Linked DNA regions of Homo sapiens: region 1 is linked to region 2. A link is a contact called in ENCODE Hi-C or POLR2A ChIA-PET data. All regions are on one chromosome and are shown on one strand. Each heading gives the region's core, a stretch centred on a gene start or an enhancer-like site at or near the end of the contact. The rest is flanking DNA. Distances are from core to core; before and after follow the strand shown.

Region 1 (5,151 bases), core at 644-3,143, 51 kb after region 2:
ATCATCTTAATTAAGGAAAACCCTTAAGTCTTCCCCAACAGCTGGTTTGCTTGCAAATAGGAAAGACTAAAAATGAATCAGAGAAAAAGGGTTTGCACAATTTCTAAAATAACTTGATATATTTAGAAGTGTGACTCTGTGTGTGTTTTCTTGTGCAAATCTAGAAAACCAGAGAGCTTGTGTGAGTTTTAACTATGTTGTAATTTTCAGAATCTTCAAGTATCACGTAAAATACACAGCATAGTTCTGCAGCTCTGTAATGTTCTGTTATGCTTGGTTGTGAGATTCGTATTGGCATAACAGTGCATGAGAGTAAACATTTAATATTTTAAATTTATAAAATGCAGTTGCTGTATGTACAAACATATTAAAAAGGTATATGATAGTGTGTTTGATATTTTAGGTATATGATACTTTGTGGCTATTAGTGAGAAACAGTACACCAGAGAAGTGCTATTTTAGACAAGTGTGTGCATCCCTTTTCCTCTCTGTAGCCTGTGATGTTATTTGGAGGTTTGTCCATAGAAAAACAGGTGATGCCTAATGTTAAAAGCCAAAAAGCAGTTACTATGGAAACCAGATGCAAATTTAGATCTGTGTCCACTTTTTACTGCGTACAGAAAAAAAAAAGCTATAATAGAGTTAAAAATTATGATTCACATCCATGTCTTCTGAGTCTTAAATGTCTGCCAAATACGGAGATGTTGAGTAAGCTACAACTTCTCAGCCTGAACTTCCAATAAAATCTCAAAAATGATAAAATTAGAGAACACTTCAAAATGTTCTTTTTATTTCTTCATTTGCCAAAATTCCCTTTTCTAAATATAGATCTAAAATAACAGCAAATCTATTTTTGGACTATGTAAAATCTATAAATGTATAGATAAATAATATTTACAATACTAAGTGCTTATTATATATAATTTATAAAATGCTGAAAAATAAAATGAAAACAACTCACGCATAGTTCCAAGACACAGAGAAAAGTCTTTTTAATATAATTATTTAATATATTTGAGATCATGCACACATACTATAAATACATGCTGTGTGTTCTGTTGTTTTTTTTTTTCATTTAACGTAACATCACAACATCAGAAGCCAACACATTAAAAATAGTTACTGGATGTAACTTTAATGACAGCACAAACATGATTCTATAGATAGACCTTAAAGTACTTCATCTTTCCTGTTTTTTATTGACAAATTAGGAGTTTGAGCTTTTTTGTTATTATATTTTCACACTACAATGACTGTCTCTGTGCATAAATGTCACCCACATTTTACATATATGCCTGTAAGTAGAATAGCTGAGTAAGGAATACAAATTTTAGATTAATGTATGTTCCTTTCTTACATATATATAATATATAGTATTGTATACACATTATATATATAAAGAGAGAGAAAAAATTTTTTTTCAGTTACAAAAGACAGAAAACCAATTAAAACTGAGGGGATGAGGTAGGAGAAAGTTTTTGGTCCATATAACTCAAATGCCCAAGGATAAGGCCTGACTTTAGGTACGGTTTGACCCAAGGGTTTAAACAATGTTAATACCAATAATAGCGAACATTTCTTGAACAGTTTCTACATGTCAGGGACTGTTACATACTTTATATAACTAACTCATTTAACTTTCACAACATTCTATGAAGAAAATACAACTATGATTCCCATTTTACAGCTTTCTCTTGATTTCCTGTTTCTGCTCTCCTCTTTATGGCCTCATTCCCAGGCAGGTTCTCTCTCTAGCTGCTCCAGATTCATTCCCTCAGACCAAAGTCCACAAAATGACTCTTGCCTCTTTTCCAGTTGCTCAGGCAAAAGTTCCACTATTAACTCTGGTCCTGCCTCCTGGATTGGCCTTGACCCCATTCTTGGCCCCATTGCTAGGGGAACATTAGACCCGGATATGTCATTCCTGAGCTAAACTGCTACCCACCCCTGGAGCTGGGAATGGAGTTAGCTGCCTCAAAGTACATGACCTCAGAGTAAAGGATGGAATAATTTCCCCAAAGATAAACCAAGTACTGTTTTCAAAAGCAGAGTAAATGGAAAGCAGATGGCCACTTCCACTACAGCAACAAATTCCACTACAATGAGGACTCAGAAATTTTTGGTTGCATTTAGAGAAGAGAACAGTGCATCAAGCTACTTGGACGAAAAATATCTTTCTGGTTCAAGTTTCTGAGGATGAGCAATTATTACATTTTCAGATTCACAATGCAGAGGAATAGTTTTAAATAGTCTGAAAGAACTATTTAGATGCCAGCCACACCTTAAATAAATGTGCTCATTCTACATGCAAGTCTAAATATACATGTAAATGAAGAAATTTGAAGAAACCCTAGTGGATTCACTCTTTCCAGCTTAAAGCACACTCCATTATTTTCCTAAACATATGGATGTGGTCCAAGAAAATATCTAGATAGAAGTCATTTTTCCCAACAATATGACAAAATATATGATTTCTTTGCTGCTTCGTCAGTGATTGGAGTGTGATATAGACTGTAACTTTCTACAGTTAGAAAATCAGCCATGAGAACAGTGGCTTCAGTGTCTGATTACATTCACCAAGTATGTCTGTTTATTAATCTTGATGTTGTTTGCTATGTAATGGAGGTAATGCAGATAGGGAAAAAAAAATGTCTGAGCTGTGCATGGATTGCTATGGAAACAGCAGCTGACCAATCAATGGAGAGTAGTCAGAACATATGCCTCCTCTCCTCTGCAGTCCTGATGAATTGATGTCCTGCTATTGCAATCCTTTTGGCTCTGTTGTCACTTGTAGCAATAGTTTTTTGACATCTAAATATATGACGCACACCTGTTATTTAAAAATCAGAGGTATAAATGATTAGTCTTAAAATATTCAATCTCTCTGTACAAACACGCTCACAGTCAGTTATTTCTCCCTCCAAAGTATTTTCTAAATTTCTTGTGCATCCATCCCTCCTAATCCTTTTACTTGCCATTTCCTCACACCATCCTGCTCACTTGCCTTCCCTCCCTTTTGCTATCCCAAACCTCCTTAGTCTATTAGCAGGTAGCATTTTCTTCAACATGGAGAAATATAAATCAACATGAGTCAATTTAAAACTTTGTCCAATTTTAGAGTTAATTTTTTTTAAAGTAGTTGAAAAACATATTCAGAACTACAAGAGGGTTCAACCACCAGACACATGAGAAAGACCATTTCACATTTCTCTGTTAAGTCCAGGAAATATAAACAGATCTGTTTCTCAGGAAAGCTCAAGAAAAATGTGAAGAAAGAAAATAGAGCCATTAGAAGCATAGTCTAAGTTTAAAAATGAATAAATTACATTTGACAATAATCTGCCAATTGTGAGACTAGTCACATTGATTAGAAAAGGTTGTTGTAGATTTCTCTGGGGTAGTGAACCCTTGATCTACATAAAACTTGTGTCTCTTTTGGCCTTAAATAATTGGGAGAGTGGAGAGAGGGGGAGATAATGTTATCTACAATAGCTTCAGTGAGCACGAAGGGGTGTGTGTCATGATGATAAAGACAAAATAGGGCCCTCTGGTCTTTGCTATTGTCGTTGCATAAAAAGATTTAAAGGACTGACTTGCATTGAGCAGATTGAACAATAAATAATGGCTGCTGACATTTAAACCTATCTCCAGATCACACAGTAAATCTGTGGGGATGATTGCGCACAAGTCCTAGAATCATTTAATATTCAGCTGATTCACTGGTAGAACAATGGGCTGATTTGATGATATAGTGATGTTCTTATTATCTGGGCTCACTGAAGAAATAAGCTTTCTTAAAAACAATTCTTTTTGTGTATACACTGAGGCTTTAAAGAAAAGGCCAATATTCATCTCCATGCCTTTTTCGGGAATTATTCTGGGAGCTTGGTATCATCAGTAAAGAATGAAAGATTTCCTGACTTCATGGAGTGTACATTCTAGCAGAGGAAGCAAGCAATAGAAATAAATGGATTAAACAAATTCATTTGATAGTATGCTGGAAAGTAAATGTTCTTGTTAAGGTGGCCAGTAGCATCTTAATTACTAACACCTTACCTTTATTGGTTTCCTCCTAGCATTTGGTATTGTTGAATCTATTCTTATTTTATCTTTCATCTCATAGATGGGCAAATGTTTTGGGAGTACTTACTAAACTCCAGGCATTATGCTAGGTGCTGGAGATCCAGCAGAGCATGTGGCATGTTGTAGCCACCCCCTTATCGTCTATCGGTCCTCTCTCTTTTCTCAAGCCACTGATGGCCTCCTCTCCCTCTTTAGCAAGCCCCTTCTTTTCTGTCTGCTCCATAATTATTAGGATTTTCCTTCTATATTTTGTCCACACTCCTCTTAGATCCACATGCTTTATTTGTGATCTCACTGACTTTCTGAGCCTCTAACTGCCATTAATGCACTGATGACTCTATCGCTCCATCATATCACAATAATCCATTCATTCATTATTTCTTTTATAAATATATATGAGCATTTACTCTTTTCTAACCACTACCCTAGGGAATTCAAGAATACATAAAAAGGACATGATCTTTGCCCTCATGGAGATTACAGTCTGGTGGAGGAGACAGACAAAAAACAACCGAACAAGAAAATGAATGAAAACAATTATACATTTTAACAATTTTCATGCATGAAACAAACAAGGGGAGAAGAATAAGAATATACAAAATCTACTATCAGATAGGATGGTCAGGACGGACTCTGTGGAAGGAACATTTGGGCATAAATTAAATGATAAACATAAAACAGCTTTGTGAGAGTCTTTAGAGTTAAGACCATTCTAAGTGAAGGGGATAGCATAAACTTATGCTAAGGTAGTGAGGTGGGAAAATGTTGCTGACCTTTGTGACTGGATGAAAATGAACTTGGGAGAGAGTACTGTGAGATTAGTTTGGAGAAAAACAATAGTGAGATGATGCAGGATCTTGAAGTCCTGAAAAATAATTTGGATTCCCTTCTAGATAGATTTGACAGGAAATGAATTATTCTAAGCAAAGGATTGATGCAATGTAATTCACTTGTTTATTATTACTCTTGCTACTAAGAGGAAAGTGGAATTAGTGATCCCTTAAGAGGCTGTTGGAATTCAAATGAGGGAAGTGTAACCGAACTAGCTGATGGCAGCAGATGTGAATG
Region 2 (5,616 bases), core at 2,591-5,090:
TCACCTCCTAAGTTTTGCCCCAGACTTGGCCATTGGAATTTTATTAGAGATGATAATAAAATTTTGTAGTAGATCTACCCTAATCCTGACCTTAAAATTAGCTTCATCATACTATAGACCATATTAACTTCCTACTGGATTCGTAAAGGAATCCATCCTTCCAATGGTGTGAAGGAGCTCTGAATTATGGTAGTCATGCCTTCCCTGATGCGGTTCCCAATTATTTGGGGACCTATTTTCAAGTCAGAGAATCAGTGGGGTCTTTAGATTTTTTTCCCTTTCTACAGTAGCTTTCCTTTTGGTCTTTTTGCTGCTCATTAGAACCCCCCAGTATGTGGTCAGGGAAAAAGATGTAAAAATCAATTCTGTCTATTTTGCTGGTAGTGGATAAGAAAATAAGCTATTGTGACAATGGAGAGGGTGTGGAAGCTACTGGCTATAATGAGGCTTATGGATGATCCACACATTGATTATCTGGCTCATCTTACAGCTGTGAAAACTGGGTGTAGTTTCTATGTAGAAACAAATTTTCATTTTTCTAGCCCATCTTGACTGGTTTTTTAAGTCATAAAAGCAGTGGTAATTAAAATCCAAGAATCATATATAGGCATGAAATAAGAATAAACTCTCTTTCCCTCTTCCATAGTGTTACTTCAAAGACATTTGTGGACACCTTTGTTTTTAGATTTCTGTTGGTAAGCTACATTACTCCAAATAATATATCTCTGCTATTTTATTTAGCAATTCTAAACAGTTATATCTTAACTATCAACTACAAAAGATGAAGAATTTAGTCCCTTGATACTATCCTGTTCCCTTCTCTCTTCGTGCACGATTTAATTTTTTTAGCTTTTCTATTGGTTACCTTTATAACTTTAAACAGTAGATTTAAAGCCATATCAGTTCTATCTACCTATCTATCATATCTGTCTATCATCTATCTATTACTTATCAAATTATCTACCCATCTTTCTATCTAATACCTACCTACCTACCTAGGCCTACTATAGACACTATTTTTGACTCTTTACCATGCAAGGTAAAATGTAAGTGTCCATTATATATCTATGCTTTGGTTATGACGGTGATTGATTGTAAAAATTACAATTACATAAATTGTGTAAATGTTATTCGCTGAAGATGAATGACCTGTGGAGAAGGTGATGTTTTCTTTGGGTCAAAAGCCAAAGAAATTCCTCCTGAAGAAGAATATCTCTTGGAGGAACATCAGTTGCTCAAAATCCTGCCTCACTTTTATTTACTTCAGATATGTACTATGACTTTTATACTTTCACATATGCTTCTCTTAAAATTTCCAATTGTTTTTATTTTTTATTGTAGTTAAAATAATCATATAACTTTACTTTATCCTCAGATTTCCTGTGTATACTGCTTGTTACAAAGAATCGATTTTCTTTATGAAAACATATTTTTTAGAGTCCTCTAACTACCTGTTATGATTTGGCTAACCTGCTTTTCAGCCTTATTTCTCAGTAGCCATGCCAGGATTTTCCCATTACCAATCTACATTATTATTGTATTATCTCAGAATTTGATCTTTTATTCATCAAGCTTGCTATAATAATCCTAAATTTTCACACCTTTCATCTTTTTTTTCCAATCCACTCTTCACAATAGAATTCTTTGCAAAACTCATGTGAAATGAAATGTTTATCTGTTTTAAAAATGAAGAATTAAACTTGTTTTCTCTTTTGCTTTATACCACTATAAAAAGTGATTTGACCCATTCTGTAGGAAAGAATGAAACCATTTCATCTCCTAAGGAACGGAGGCCAAGCAATTTTTTTTTTTTTTTAAGATACAGTCCATCCTGCACTGAAGGAAAGAAAGCCAGCTTTCTTCATTCTAATGGTTTGGACTGTTTATAGTTTTAATCCACCAAAGTAGCTATTGTGACAGAATACAAAAGAATGTCATTTTCAGGAGAATAGAAATTTGTCTATATCTTTTTCCTTTCTTTGTAGTAGCTAGAACAATGGTTCTCAAGATGTGTTCTAGACCAGCATGTTTATCACCTGGGAACTTGTCAGGAACTCAAATTATTGGTTCTTACCCCCATCTACTGAATTAGAGATTCTGGCAACAAGATTCTGGCAATTTGTGTTTTAAGAAGCCCCCCAGGCAATTCTGGTGCAAGTTAATGTTTGAGAACCACTGGCCTAGAATGATGTCTTCCATATACTGGGTGTTCAATCATTATTTGTTGAGAACATACATAAACATTGATAAAAAGGGATAGAAGAGCCTTGAAGTGGCTGAGTTGCTGTGAAAGGCACTGTGGAAACCCCTAGGAAACTTGTTGAATTAGAATTCTTTCCAGTAAAAGACTGTCTTCTTATGGGAGGCACTTTCAGGTTGCCTTCACTTAGGACTTGAGTACTTCAATTATCTGGTCCTTAAAAGAGTGGACCTGTCTCTTCATCTGCACCCAGAACTTTTCTTTGCAGAGTCATCCGGGACAGCCATACTCCAATAACAGCCCCTGGATACCAATCAAGGAATTTGCAAGGAGTTTTGGCTTGGGAATAGCTGTGAAGAGACTGAGCTGGGCCAGTAGGGGACGGATACTGTTATTGTATGTAGCCACCATTCATGATAATATTAACATGTCAGTCTGGCTGAGGCTTAAGTTACATCACAGGCATACTAGCACAGATAGACTAGAACAAAGTATTTTTTCCAACACCACTCTTAATACTATATAAGACTCTATTGTCAACAGAATGGTTTAGGAGGACAGAAAGAAACTCTTCCTAGGTGCTTTGGATGTCAGGGAAATCTTCAATTTATAATTAAGACTAGAAGATAGCAGGCATCATAAGGTTGGAATTAGAATCATGCAAGAAATATGTTTCTTGTGGTGGCTAACATATGAGCGGGATAGTGATTTTGATGTAATTTTTATAAGGTAACCCAGTCTGTTGACCCTAATTGATTTTCCTAAGAGGGCCATGAAACATAATCCACAAATCCATCCCTCTTCATCCATCTTAAAAAAGGATGACCTCATTTTTGAAGGGAGAGCTCTAGCCCTTGGATGACATAGTAAATATAGTTAGGGAGAAGGACCCTATTGCAAGTAGCAAGTTAAGATTTGGTGAGGGGGAGTGCTTTTCTGGTGCTAGTGAGGGAGCATGTAAACCTTAACTAGGGAATTGCATTATAATGCTTCAAAAATACCAGATTCATGAGCTTAAGAAATGCTGAAGGCAAATGACATCTCTCAGAGCCGTCAGCCTCCCACTCTCAGGGGTTGAGGTCATCAACTTTCCCAAACTGAATTAACATTCTGGTCTTTGGTCTTAATGCCTAAGCATTGTTGAGCAAATCTTTGGACAAGAAGAGAACTGAAAAGCTGGATAAGCCACCCTCCAGAATGTCTGTGAGGTTAGTAAGAGCTGACCTGCATATACTCTGCACTGGAGAACTGGCTCAGAGAATACTAGTGCAAGGAGCTTTAAACATAGGAATTGTTAATTATTCTACCTGGGATTAACGTGGGCTGGGGTTTCTCAGTGAACTTTCCATTCTAAATGAACTCTTAAAAACTAAACAGTCCCCCAAATTGTTAAAGACTGCTCAAGGAAAGGGAAAAGAATAAAATGTGGCTATTTCCTGCAAAATATTTCCTTCTGCCCACCTATCCACAGGAAGTGGTGTGAAAGAAAAGTACAACAAGAGCTGAAAAGGCCTTGAGCACAGATAACATAGGCTCTCTTGGAGTCAGCTGCTGGTGTACTTGGCTACAGGCTGTTAGATAGCTGCTGAGGTCAGTGGATTCTGATATCCTCTGAGAGGAAACCAACCCAGCCAGTTCTCACTGGCGTGGTTCAGAACACCTATAGTGGGAGGGTGACAAGGAAGGTCCTCCAGGCCCAATATCACTGGAGGACTTGGGGGTTTGAGAGCAGATCATGGACCTTTCCCAGACAGCAAGGAAAAGAGATCCATGCTAGGCTGTCTTGTAAGCTTTAATTTTTTCCAGGACTACTGGGGCCTCTGAGTAGAGGTAGCAGGGCAAGGAAAAGGCAGTGGGCATTCTTAGTGGGTGACAACAAATCACTGTATTCCAGACATTGTGTGGAAAACAAATGCATCCTAAAGACTAACTTACCTAGGCCAGAATTAGGTGACTATTGAGCCAGAATTTCTTGAGATGAGAGTGGTTGGTGGTCAGTGGTTGAAGTCAGTAGGTTATAACCAGAACTTGAAAGCAAGCAGGGAGTCCCACTGTGGTTGGACCAAGTGCAACGTGTTTAGAATGCTAAGCCCCTGCCCTTGGAAGCATGCAAAATGAAGGCCTTCCACGTCTTCCCTTTTCATGTTCTACGTTTTGATGTCTGCAGAGAATCCAAGGCACATGCCATGACATCCCATCTCTTTTCTAGGGGGTTATACTTCCCAGATGTCTCAAATTAAGTGCCAATAGCTTTGATTTCAGAGACTTCACAATACCCAAGGAGTGAAAAGAAATGAATAATAGAACTTTCAGCCAAGCGTAATGTTTTCTCTCACCATGATTAAAATGTGGAATGTGTTCAGACAGAGAACACAAATAGACATGAATAACCCTGACTATGTGAAATGTCTCATTTTATAAATTAAGGACCCAAGAGTGAACAAATGAAAGAGTTGCCAAATACTGACATAACCTCTGAATCTATGTAATTCTTTTGTGTTCCCCGCCATGACAGTGAGTATGAAAGGAGTTCTGAGAAACCCATCCTATGATTCTCTACTCACAAAATCTTCAGATATGAAGGCCAAAATCCATACACAATATATAAGGCCTTCTAAAATTGAAAACCTAACAACCTCTGCAGCCTTAGGTCTCATCACATTTGTAGTTTCCCAAACAATGTAGCCAGACCAGGATGAGCACTCAGTACAAAGATATGTAAGATAAAGTCTGCTGTCTGGAAAATACCACATCTTTAAAGACCATTCAGGGCTGCAAACACTCAGCACTCTCCTCCTTCCCCAGACATTACAATTACTATTGTATGCTTCTATAATAGTACCCATGAAGCTCCTTATGCAAAAACAAGATCATTCCACTTCGTATCCCTAGAAGTTAGCATAGTCCTAGGTATTCACAAAATAAACAATAAATATTGAATGCATGAGTAAATGAATGAATGCACAAGTAGCCTAGATACAAGCATGTATAGTGCCTTAACTAAGATAACTTTGTAGAACCAAGACCAGGACCAAAAATTAAATACAGAAATTTAAGCCCCTGCTTTCCTCAAAACCCCACCACAAACGCTATGTTACGTGAATCCATTTATTCTTTGTTTTGCATTGAGTATCTATAGCTATATATAAAGTGAACGCCTGGTGAGTGGGTGGGTAGTGGTGTTCACTCTTATTTAGTGGAATGTGAATATGTCAGAATCACAGAAAATAGAAAGAAAGAGGTTTATTCAAAGCTGTCAGTTCTCATGCCTGCTTTTAAAATCTGAGATGGTGCCTAGATGGTTCAAATTTAATATTCACATCCACTTTATCACATCAAATATCATCATTAGCAAACAGTGTTTGAATGGTAGCTATTTCCTGACTGACAATAGCCATCCGGTGGTACCCACTTTC

The links. A loop is a pair of places that touch in the nucleus more often than their neighbours do. ChIA-PET counts read pairs that join two places held with the same protein, here RNA polymerase II (POLR2A).
Region 1: a loop to region 2 is called in a map of endothelial cell of umbilical vein, with 4 times the contacts of the local background. The contact joins two enhancer-like sites. A Hi-C loop is called at or near these places in 3 of 168 maps with a recorded cell type or tissue (PC-3, endothelial cell of umbilical vein and sciatic nerve). POLR2A ChIA-PET finds 5 or more read pairs at or near these places in 2 of 52 experiments (H1 and activated T-cell).

The regions. Positions count from the first base shown.
Region 1 is chr3:115,548,623-115,553,773 of GRCh38, forward strand. No RefSeq gene overlaps it. Among named protein-coding and RNA genes, the nearest start is that of GAP43, 72 kb to the right of the region's middle. Within about 2 kb of position 1,894, at least 4 of the 41 ENCODE cell types and tissues checked have a DNase peak (open chromatin) inside an H3K27ac peak, as active enhancers do.
Region 2 is chr3:115,495,319-115,500,934 of GRCh38, forward strand. No RefSeq gene overlaps it. Among named protein-coding and RNA genes, the nearest start is that of GAP43, 130 kb to the right of the region's middle. Within about 2 kb of position 3,841, at least 3 of the 41 ENCODE cell types and tissues checked have a DNase peak (open chromatin) inside an H3K27ac peak, as active enhancers do.